2 separate regions of the Homo sapiens genome follow, and region 1 is linked to region 2. A link is an interaction called in ENCODE POLR2A ChIA-PET data of the cell type or tissue named here. Cell type or tissue: Caco-2. All regions are shown on one strand. Links, peaks and the distances in the headings refer to the core of each region. The heading gives the core; the rest is flanking DNA.

Region 1 (5,320 bases), core at 1-5,000, 90 kb after region 2:
CACCACATCCGGCTAATTTTTGTATTTTTAGTGGAGATGGGGTTTCACCATATTGGTCGGACTAGTCTCGAACTCCCAACCTCAGGTGATCCACCTGCGTTGGCCTCCCAAAGTGCTGGGATTACAGGTGTGAGCCACCGCATCCGATCATGTATGTATGTACTTATTTATATAAAATTTGTCCAGCTGGGTGCGGTGGCTCATGCCTGTAATCCCAGCACTTTGGGAGCCTGAGGTGGGCAGATCATGAGGTCAGGAGTTCGAGACCAGCCTGACCAACATGGTGAAACCCCATCTCTACTAAAAATACAAGGCCAAGCATGTGGCTCACCTCTGTAATCCTAGCACTTTGGGAGGCTGAGGCGGGAGGATCACCTGAGGTTGAGAGTTCGAGACCACCCTGACCAACGTGGAGTAACCCTGTCTCTACTAAAAATACAGAATTAGCTAGGCCTGGTGGCGCATGCCTGTAATCCCAGCTACTAGGGAGGCTAAGGCAGGAGAATCGCTTGAAACTGGGAGGCGGAGGTTGCAGTGAGCCGAAGTTGCACCACTGCACTCCAGCCTGGGCAACAAGAGCAAAACTCTGTCTCAAAAACAAAAAACAAAAACAAAAATTACCCAGGCTTGGTGGTGCGTGCCTGTAATCCCAGCTACTCAGGAGGCTGAGACAGGAGAATTGCTTGAACCCAGGAGGCGGAGGTTGCAGTGAGCCGAGATCGTGGCACTGCACTCCAGCCTAGGCCACAGAGCGAGACTCCATCTCAAAAAAAAAAAAAAAAAAATTTGCAAAGCTTCCATAATGTCTATGAAAGAGCAAGTATGAAAATTTCCCAGCTGGGTGCGGTGGCTCACGCCTGTAATCCCAACACTTTGGGAGACTGAGGCAGGCTGATCACAAGGTCAGGAGTTCAAAACCAGCCTGGCCAACACAGTGAAACCCCGTCTCTACTAAAAATACAAAAAAATTAGCTGGGCGTGGTGGCATGTGCCTGTAGTCCCAGCTACTTGGGAGGCTGAGGCAGGAGAATCGCTTAAACCCGGGAGGTGGAGGTTGCAGTGAGCTGAGATCGCACCACTGCACTCCAGCTTGGGCAACAGAGTGAGACTTAGTCTCAAAAAAAAAAAAAAAAAAAGAGGAAAAAAAAGAAAATTTCCCCAAATTAGAAGGCTACAGTGACTAATTTCTGGGACTTTCTGGGGCTGCTCTGTGAATTGGGCAGCTGCACTGGGTGGCTGGCTGGCTGCTGAGAGTTCTTGCAGTACTGGCCCTGTTTGCAGCAGTGAGACCAAGTGAACCATGGAGGAGCCTCCTAATTCTTTCATTTATTGTTTGCCTTTTTTTTTTTTTGTAAAGCATCAATTGCTTTTGTAAAAACAAAGCTATTTTTTAAAGGACAGAATGGTCAACAGTGTCTGAGTATGATAAGGACTGAGTTGGGTCCAGTGGACTGAGCAACAGGGAAGTAGTGAGTGACCTAGTCAAGAATAGTATCTGTGTGGTGGTGGTGGTGGGGGTGGCTTTAAGAGAGTGAGGGAAGTGAGGAAGTGGAGAGAGAGAGAGTGAGTTTGGACAATTATTTCTGGAAGTCTGGCCGAGAAAAGAAGGCATGAGGTACAGCAAGGGGTGCCTAAAGGGAGGAAGGGGGAGGCAGAAAGAGGTACTAATTTTGTTTGTTTGCTTTGTTTGTATTTGTTTTTACTATTGAAAAGGAGCTAGTAGATAAGTGAATGATTCAGCAGAGAGAGAGACTGCTCCCTAAAAAGGAATCTCTAGAAAGCTGGAAGAGGATAAGAACCAAAGCACCACAGAAGTTAGCCTTCAACAGAATGACAAGCCTTGTAACTGGACGAGAGGAGGAAAGGCCACATACAGATCAAATGGAGGGCTCTCTTTCCAATGAGAACAGACACTGAAATAAAGAGGGCCCTTAGCCGGGTGTGGTGGCTCACACCAGTAATCCCAGCACTTTGGGAGGCCAAGGCAGGAAGATCACTTGAGCCTAGGAGTTTTGAGACCAGCCTGGGCAACATAGGGAGACCTTATCTCTACAAAATAAATAAATAAATAAATAAGGCCCTGCAGGGGCCGGTGCTATTATTTTTAAAAGGAGGGTATAGCTTTTACCACATAGTATTGAACTAGGTGCTCACCCTGTTTGCCCTGAAATGGAAAAGCTGTCTGGGATAGAAACGTTCATTATCTTGACTGCAGTGGTTTCACCAGCATATGCTCATGTTAAAACTCATCAAATTGTACCCTTTAAGTAGGACAATTTATTGTATAACAATTATACCTCAATAAAGCTGGTTGTTATTGCGGGGAGGACTGTTTTGTTTTATTTTGGTTTTTTTCTTACTCTTTGTTTTTGTTGTTGTTTTTAAGCTGGCATGCCTCAGTCAACAGGGGGCATTGTTGTGCATGCCAAGATGGGAAAGTGGTTTTCCCACCTGAATTTCAATTCTACGGCCCTTCTGGCCAGGTGCAGTGGCTCACACCTGTAATCCCAGTACTTTGGGAGGCCGAGGCAGGCGAAATCACCTGAAGTTAACTCAAAATACAAAATTAACCAGATGTAGTGGTGCATGCCTATAGTCCCAGCTACTCTGGAGGCTGAGGCAGGAGAATTGCTGGAACCCCAGTGGCAGAGTTTGCAGTGAATCGAGATCGTGCCATTGCACTCCAGCCTGGGCGACAAGAGCAAAACTCAGTCTCAAAAAAAAAAAATAAATTAAATAAAATAAAATAAATTCTATGGTCCTTCTATTTTTCCTGGGCTTTTCTCAGATGACAGAGCTCTTATTTATAGGCACTAAAAGAAGGTAATTAAATAATTATAGGATGAAAGTATAAGCAAATGGATGTGCAGATGTCTGCTGAAATACTCTTGATGCCTGAGTAGCAAGCACTTTATAAACTCAGCCAGACAAAGGAGGAGATTGCAGGACAAAATCATTTATTCACAGCCATGTGGAAGCCATACATGAGATTCTCTGGTGGTAAAGACTGCAGTTGCTGTCTTCCAGAGAGAAGGTTTTGTTATGCAATTTTTTTTTTTTTCTGAGATGGAGTCTTACTCTGTCGCCCAGGCTGGAGTGCAGCGGCATGACCTTGGCTCACTGCAACCTCCACCTCCCGAGTTCCAGTTATTCTCCTGCCTGAGCCTCCCGAGTAGCTGAGATTACAGGTGTGTGCCACCATGCCTGGCTAATTTTTGTATTTTTAGTAGAGACAGGGTTTTACCATGCTCCCCAGGCTGGTCTCAAACTCCTGGCCTGAAGTGATTCTCCCACCTTGGCTTCCCAAAGTGCTGGGATTACAGGCGTAAACCACTGTGCCTGGCCTGTGTTCTCATCTGGAAAATCCAACTGATAGCCTTTGCCTTACCAGTGTTAAATCACGTTTAGCATAAAGCTGCCTCCTTACATATCTTAAGTTCAGCCTAAAGGTTTCTCTGTACATCATGAACTATAACCTAAATGGAGCTGTATACAGGCTGTAGTCTACTTTTGTGTCAATCATTGAGTTTTGGCCAGTCAAGGATGGCCAACTGTTCAAACGTGTTCAAATAAGGCAAACACCGAACTGTAACCCATCCAGCTGTTTCTCCTCCTCACTTCTTTTTTCTGTTTGTCATTTTCCTTTTTCTGGCCATAAATCTTCCACCATGTGGCTGCGCTGGAGTCTCTGAGCATACTCTGGCTCAGGAGGCTGCCCGATTCACAAATTGTTCTTTGCTCAATTAAACTCTTTTAAATTTAATTTGGCTACAGTTTTTCTTTTAACATCTGTTTCTCAGAATAAAAGTGAAAGATTCCAATGAAAACATTGAAAAAGTAAAAAGAGCTATGAATGTGACATCTTAATGCAACTGCAACAATTTGGCAACACAATTGGTAATCCAGGGTTGCCGGGTTTGTGAAAAGGTACACATCTCCTGGGCCTCTGCCTCTTCCAGATACTTACGGCCAGTTTTGTTGATAGAGTACACTTGTCAATGACTCTTTCCTCCCATCCAAGCTTCCATCCACCATACCTATCATAACAATACCATAAGGTAAACATTATTAAGCCCCAGTTACAGTTGTATGAAAAGTAGTACAGAGAGCTTAAGTGTCTTCTTTACAAGCTAATAACAAATATATATAGAAGAGCTGGGATCTGACCCCAGAACTCCAACACTAATCTCTGGTCTCCTATGTTTCTCTGTTATCTTTTAAAACACCAGTGTCTTGGCCGGGTGAGGTTGCTCACACCTATAATCCCAGCACTTTGGGAGGCCGAGGCGGGCACATTGCCTGAGCCCAGGAGTTCGAGACCAGCTTGAGCAACATGGTGAAACCCCATCTGTACTAAAAATACAAAAATTAGCCGGACATGGTGGCATTCACCTGTAGTCTTAGCTACTCAGCAGGCTGAAGTGGGAGGATAGCTTGAGCCCAGGAGATGACGGAGGTTGCAGTGAGCCATGATCGCACCACTGTACTCTATCCTGGGCAACACAGAGAGATCTTATTTCAAAAAAAAACAAACAATGAAACATTAGTGTCTCTAATACAGTAGTCACCAGCCACAAATGACTATTTGCATTTAAATTAATTAAAATTAAACTGGGCCGGGTGTGGTGGCTCATGCCTATAATCCTAGCACTTTGGGAGGCTGAAGTGAGTGGATCACTTGAAGTCAGGAGTTCAAGACCAGCCTGGCCAATATGGTGAAACCCCATCTCTACTGAAAATGCAAAAATTAGCCAGGTATGGTGGCATGCACATGTCATTCCAGCTATTAGGGAGGCTGAGGCACGAGAATTGCTTGAACCTGGGAAGCAAAGGTTGCAATGAGTCGAGGTCACGCCACTGCACTCTAGCCTGGGCGACAGAGTGAGACTCTGTCTCAAAAAAAATAAATAAACAAAAATTAAACTGGATAAAAACATCCTCGCTTTCCACATTGCAAGTATTCAGTACCCATGTGTAGCTACTATATCAGACAGCATGGATATACAACATTTCCATCATTGCAAAAAGTTGAAATGAACAGTGTTACTGGCACACTACTGTATGCATCAGTAAGACACAGACTGGTGAAATATTTACTTTTACCTGATTCTGCCCCTCTTTCATCCTTATTGTCTAATTCTGAATGTTTTCTCTAGTCCCTCCTTCAGTCTTCTACCTAAATGCATGCCTGGAACTGGCCTGCTGGCTCTGAAGGGCACCCAGCACACAGGGCAGACACGGGGATTTTGATGACAAAGATTGATGCTGGCACTTTGCCTGAGCCCAGGAGACAGCAGCTCTAAAGCAGTCTGCAGCAACA
Region 2 (5,378 bases), core at 165-5,164:
TGTCCCAGTGGGACGTGGGGCCTGAACTGCAACGAGAGCTGCACCTGTGCCAATGGGGCAGCCTGCAGCCCCATAGACGGCTCCTGCTCCTGCACTCCTGGCTGGCTGGGAGACACCTGTGAGCTGCCTTGCCCGGTGAGTGCCAGGGTGGGGAGGGACAGGTTGGGCTCCGCATCCCCTCACGCCCTTTCCCTGGTGTTAGTTCGTCCACAAGAGTGCACAGAGAACAGCACTAAGCTAGGTGATGGGACACTTGGATTTAGGTCACAGTCCTAGTCCTAACCTCTCTGTGGCTATTTTACTACTTTGGCCCTCATCCCCCTCGTCTATAAAATGGCAAATACTTGGCAGATGTGGTGACATGGCATCACTTTTCCCGTGCTGCTCTTGGTAAACATTATTGACTCTGGCACTTGAGCTCAAATGCAGCTTCAGATTCCTTCACAACCCAGTGCTACAAGACAGCCCTTACTAATCCATGAGAGTTGCCATTCGTTGGTAGATAATGTTTAAGCTTCCTTCTGGTTCCAACAGTCTGTACTTTTATGATCAGAGTGTGTGGTGACTAAAGCAAGCACTGTTCAATAATAACCACCCAGACTTAATCACTTCATCTTATAGGTCTGAGATACAAATAAGTTAAACCCACTGATATGATATTGCTGGATGAGCAATGCAGTCCTTAATGAGCAATTTGGAGTCCTGCAATCCTGGGTTCAAATCTTGGCTTTGTCACATCCTTTGTTACCTTGAGCATGTTACTTCACCTCTCTAACCTTGTTTCTCATCTTTAAAGTGGGAATACAATGGAATCATATCATGGAATTGCTGTGAGGATTAAGAAAAATTAAGTATATGAGGCTCTTGATACCTAATGAGCATATAAGAATTGGTGACTACCTTCTTCCCCGGCAACAAAGAATAAATCATAGTCATTCCTCACAGATGATCAATGTGTTACAATCTGCAAAGTGCACTTTCATTTACAGTTTTAGTTAATGATCATTACAGGCCTTTGAGCTTGACCACTGAGAAGTAGAGCAGGAGTATCACCTCCTTCTCAACCTCATACTCCTGTTAATGCAGCCAAATAATTCTTCAGAGTGTCTTCATGGCTGTGTTATCCCCACTTACAAAACGTGTCCCCATTGTGCCCCAGCCCCAGTCTCCCTGCATCTCTGTGGGGTTCTGGCTCAGTTTTGTCATCAAGATCCAGTAGATCTCACTGGACCCTCCAAAAGTAAAAATTAAAGAAAAGATCCATAGAAGTACACAAACCTCTGGAGGTTTGGGTCTGATCATTTTTCTCTCCCTGTCTTCTCCACAGGATGGCACATTTGGGCTGAACTGCAGTGAACACTGTGACTGCAGCCATGCTGATGGATGTGACCCCGTCACAGGCCACTGCTGCTGCCTGGCCGGATGGACAGGTAACCTTCCCTTGCTGTGCCACCACCCAGGTACTGTGAAACTGGGTTCTTGGTATCCTACTTCTCTTGACCGTTTTCTTCTTCAATACCTCTCTTCTTGATCCCTGAGTATGCATCTTTCCCTTTATCTGCTCTGGGTTCCAGTTCTCCATTCCATTTAATTCAAGTAAATATTTATTGAACATCTATTAGGTATAAGCTCTGTCCAAGGCACTGGAGTCACTCCAGTAGGTCAAAAGCTGACATATGGTTGGTGTAAGTGCTCAATCTAGAGAATATGATGGAGAAGGGGACAAGGGCCTTTCTCCTTAGTCCAGTCTCAGAATCCTGGTCCTTATATCTATCCTGTCAGCCTGCCTCCTAAATACAAGGTGAATCCATCTACTTCTCTCCATCCCACTGCCACCACACGGTCTGCTGGGTACCATCCCGCATCTGGCACTGCCTTGGCCTCCGCTCTTGCCCAGCTGCATTCATTCTGCACCTGGTGGCCAGAGTCAACTTTTCAAACCCAGATCTGCCATTTCAGTCCCTGTTCAGAATGCCTCAGTGGCTTCCCACGACTCTTACATAAAATTTTAAATCCTTACCATGGCCCAGGGCCCACGGGATCTGGCTCTGCCTGACTCCACCTCACTCTGTTCACTTTGTGGCTCACTACATTCCAGCCACCAGGGCTGCAGTCTACTTCTTCAGGAAGCCAACCACCTTCCTGACTCCAGGCCTTTGCACATGCCATTCCCTCTGCCTGGATCATTCCTTCCCCTTTTCACCTGATAACTCCTTGTCTACCAGATTTCAATGTAAAGCTTTCTTCCTCTGGGAAGGCACTTCCCCTGCTACAATACCCACCCCAACCTGACCAAGACAAAAGCACTCCCTTTATTAATTCTTCTACCCTACACTTTTCCTATTGTGGTACTTAAATCAGAGTTCAATGACAACTGTGGTAACTGTTTATTATCTGCCTCCCTAATGTGGCCATCAGCTATATGGAGGCATCTGCCTTATTCACCATTGTATCCACTGCCTGCCACACACTGAGATATGGATAACACGGTAGTTAAGAACCCAGCTCTGGAGCAAGACTGCTGGGGTTTATGACCTTGGGCAAGTCATTTAACCTCTCAGGGCCTGAACTCTCCATCCATAAAATACAGATAATTATCCTTGCAACTACAGGGTTGTTTTGAAGCTTAAATGAGTTACTACCTATAAAGTGCTAACAGTGCCTGGCACATAGTAAGTGCTCAGTAAAAGCAGGCCATGAATACAGGAAGTGCTTAATAAGCATTTCAGAAGTGAACCTACTAGCCAGTCCCAAGGTGATGAGCAGCAAAGAGAAAGAAATATAGTCATTTCTGGCAGTATAGGTTCTCAGATAAATAATTAACACCAGGTTGCTGCACAGCCTGTGTTCATAACCAGAAAGTTTCTAAGCAGCCAAGAGCCAGGGACATTGCTTCCTCTGCAGTATCTCCAGCCTGGCTTCCCCTGCCCTGCTGGCTCCTGCCCGTCAGTAAAGAATAAGGCTCAACCCTGGTCACTGGCACCCTAGAATCTCAGCAGGAGCCAAGTGGAAATCAACTTTAATTTTTCATTGCCTTAATTTTGAGTGAGCCAATTAAGATTTTAATGACATCTAGTGCTTAAAAATTCTGTCTTTGGTGAACCACCTTTCAGCAAGGCCTCTGCTGTTCTAAACCTAATTTCCCCAAATGTGGTCCTGAAGTCTTTTCAAAGAAGTGATTGATGTCCTGAGGTTTGTCATGCAGAAGGGGGCCAATGAGAGACAGAGATGGGCCTCCCACTGAGCCCTCCCCACTCACCTCTGCCTCAAGAAAAATCTGTGCCTAACTTCCCAGTCCCTGGCACACCGCTCATTCCTTGGCTTGGCACAGGTTTGGGGCTGCCCTGAGCTGTGCATGTGTCTCCCCTTAACCCTCATAAGCCATAGGCTTACTGACAGTTGGCATTTTGTCTTATTCATCTTGCCCTGCACATAATATGTGCTTATTAAATGTTTACTGAAATAAACTGGAAGTTGGCCTATAACCATTCATAATTTTTCCCCTTAAAGTGGGGGAGGCTTTAAAGATTATCTCCACCAACCTTCTCATGCCACAGATAAGGAAAAGGAGTTGTCTGGGGTCTCAGGACATTAGGGCCAATAGGATGAAAGACTCAGGATTGTATCTTAAGGGGGAACCATTTATTCAATCAACTAGCATTTATTGACTCAAGCAATTACCAAGCCTTTATATTGGCAGCTACCTTGTGCCCAGCACCATGCCAGACTCAGCAGTAAATGGTAAAAAGCAACAGTTTCTGAGTACCTACTGTGTGCCAAACACTGTTGGGCACCAAAGATGCAAAAATGACCAAGATGGCATCCTGTCCATAAGGAGCACCTAGGTAAGCAAAGTCAGAAGTGGCAGTAAGCCATGGTACCTGTCTTCAAATTGCTGGCAGGGGAGACAGGTCTTGTGTATGAAGCTTTCAAGTAACAGGTAGAGACAAAGCTGTATGCTGCTGATTATCAAAGAGATGCTTGTCTCCCTGGGCAGACATCCAAGAAGGCTTCCTGGAGAAGGAGGGCCCTAAACGGACCCTGAAGGATATGGGCTGCTGAGTGGCTACTGGCTTCACTGCATGAACTAGAGATCAACATGTATGGATTCCTAGCCTAGGTTTACCCACCAATTTAGATGTGGGGGTGGGGAGGAGTCCTGAAAAATAAAGCAAGGGGGTTCCCTAGAGTAAGAAAGGAAAGGACCTCTGAGGGGGACTATCCCTATCCAACTGTAGCGAAAACTGGGGCCCAGGAAGGTAACTGAAGCTGCTTCTTCAGAAACTACAGCTGGGAGCCTCCCACAAAGGCCAAGGCCAGCCCCTTTGATCATATCAGTAAGTTGCTTCTGGAACTGGGCACTCCATATGGGGAAATCCTTGACCCTTCTTTCCACTTAGATCCCATGTCTTAAGCTCCAAGAAGGTCTTGGGACATATAAGAACCACAAACAGCCCCACTCCCACAGAAACAGGCCCAGAATATAATAACTGCCAAGTCCTAGAACCCAGTGGGACTTTGCAGCCACCTTCAGTCTGAGAATAAACATGGTACACTCATGGTTCTCAATCTCCATAAATGAGGACCCCTTTTGACATGAAAACACTAAGGATTCCACAATGAGAGTAGCTATACTTTTAATAGCCACTGGCTGGGATAAACACAATAGCAACCAGCTGCCACGAATTCAGTGGTGCTTTCACATACACTGTGTTTTATGAACACAGTAATACCTATAGTTTTAGGAGAGAGCACTGTCTACGTGTGACACATGTGCCTTGGTCAGCTGGCAAAGAGTGCCTGGTGTGCAGTGGAATTGGAGGCCCTGTGGACAGCAAAGCTCCACCTCAGTGCAAGGAACAGCTTTGTCCCTAGGCCTGTGGTCTGAATCCTGGGTTTCCAACAACCATAGGCAAAAGAAATCCTAGGCCAGCACAGTGGCTCACGACTGTAATCCCAGCACTTTGGGAGGCTGAGGCGGGCGGATCACTTGAGACCAGGAGTTTAAGACCAGCCTGGCCAACATGGAGGAACCCCGTCTCTACTAAAAATACAAAAGTTAGCCAGCTGTGGTGGTGGCTTATACCTGTAATCCCAGCTACTCGGAAGGCTGAAGCAGAATTGCTTGAACCCCGGATGCAGAGGTTGCCATGAGCCAAGATCACACCACTGCACTCCCACCTGGGTGATAGAGTGAGACCCTGTCTCCAAAAAAAAAAAAAAAAAAAAAGCCTTATGGCAGATCACAGCTTTTGTTATGCCCAGGAAAAGGAGAAACTTGAAGATGGATCCAAAACCTTGAACAGTTTTATGGTTTCCACTTTCCCAAGCTCCCTCTAGTCAATCTATGATGCCTGTCCAGGGTTCACCTCTTGGGC

What was found. Peaks named below come from ENCODE experiments on the same cell type or tissue, not always from the same donor. Only the 100,000 strongest peaks of a DNase experiment are listed, where the experiment ranks them.
Region 1: POLR2A ChIA-PET joins it to region 2 with 5 read pairs; 4 of 35 experiments call an interaction of 5 or more read pairs at or near these places.

The regions. Positions count from the first base shown.
Region 1 is chr15:65,834,000-65,839,319 of GRCh38, reverse strand. All of the region lies in intron 1 of LOC105370866 (a long non-coding RNA gene), which reads right to left. Among named protein-coding and RNA genes, the nearest start is that of TRQ-CTG1-4, 32 kb to the left of the region's middle. RefSeq lists an enhancer at 4,781-5,320. In Caco-2, for the core only: no CTCF peak of the experiment used is centred there; no DNase peak of the experiment used is centred there.
Region 2 is chr15:65,924,477-65,929,854 of GRCh38, reverse strand. It overlaps MEGF11 (multiple EGF like domains 11), which reads left to right. Exons shown (of 26, transcript NM_001385028.1): 12 at 1-135; 13 at 1,328-1,430. Among named protein-coding and RNA genes, the nearest start is that of RAB11A, 58 kb to the right of the region's middle. In Caco-2, for the core only: no CTCF peak of the experiment used is centred there; a DNase peak (open chromatin) is centred at 2,100.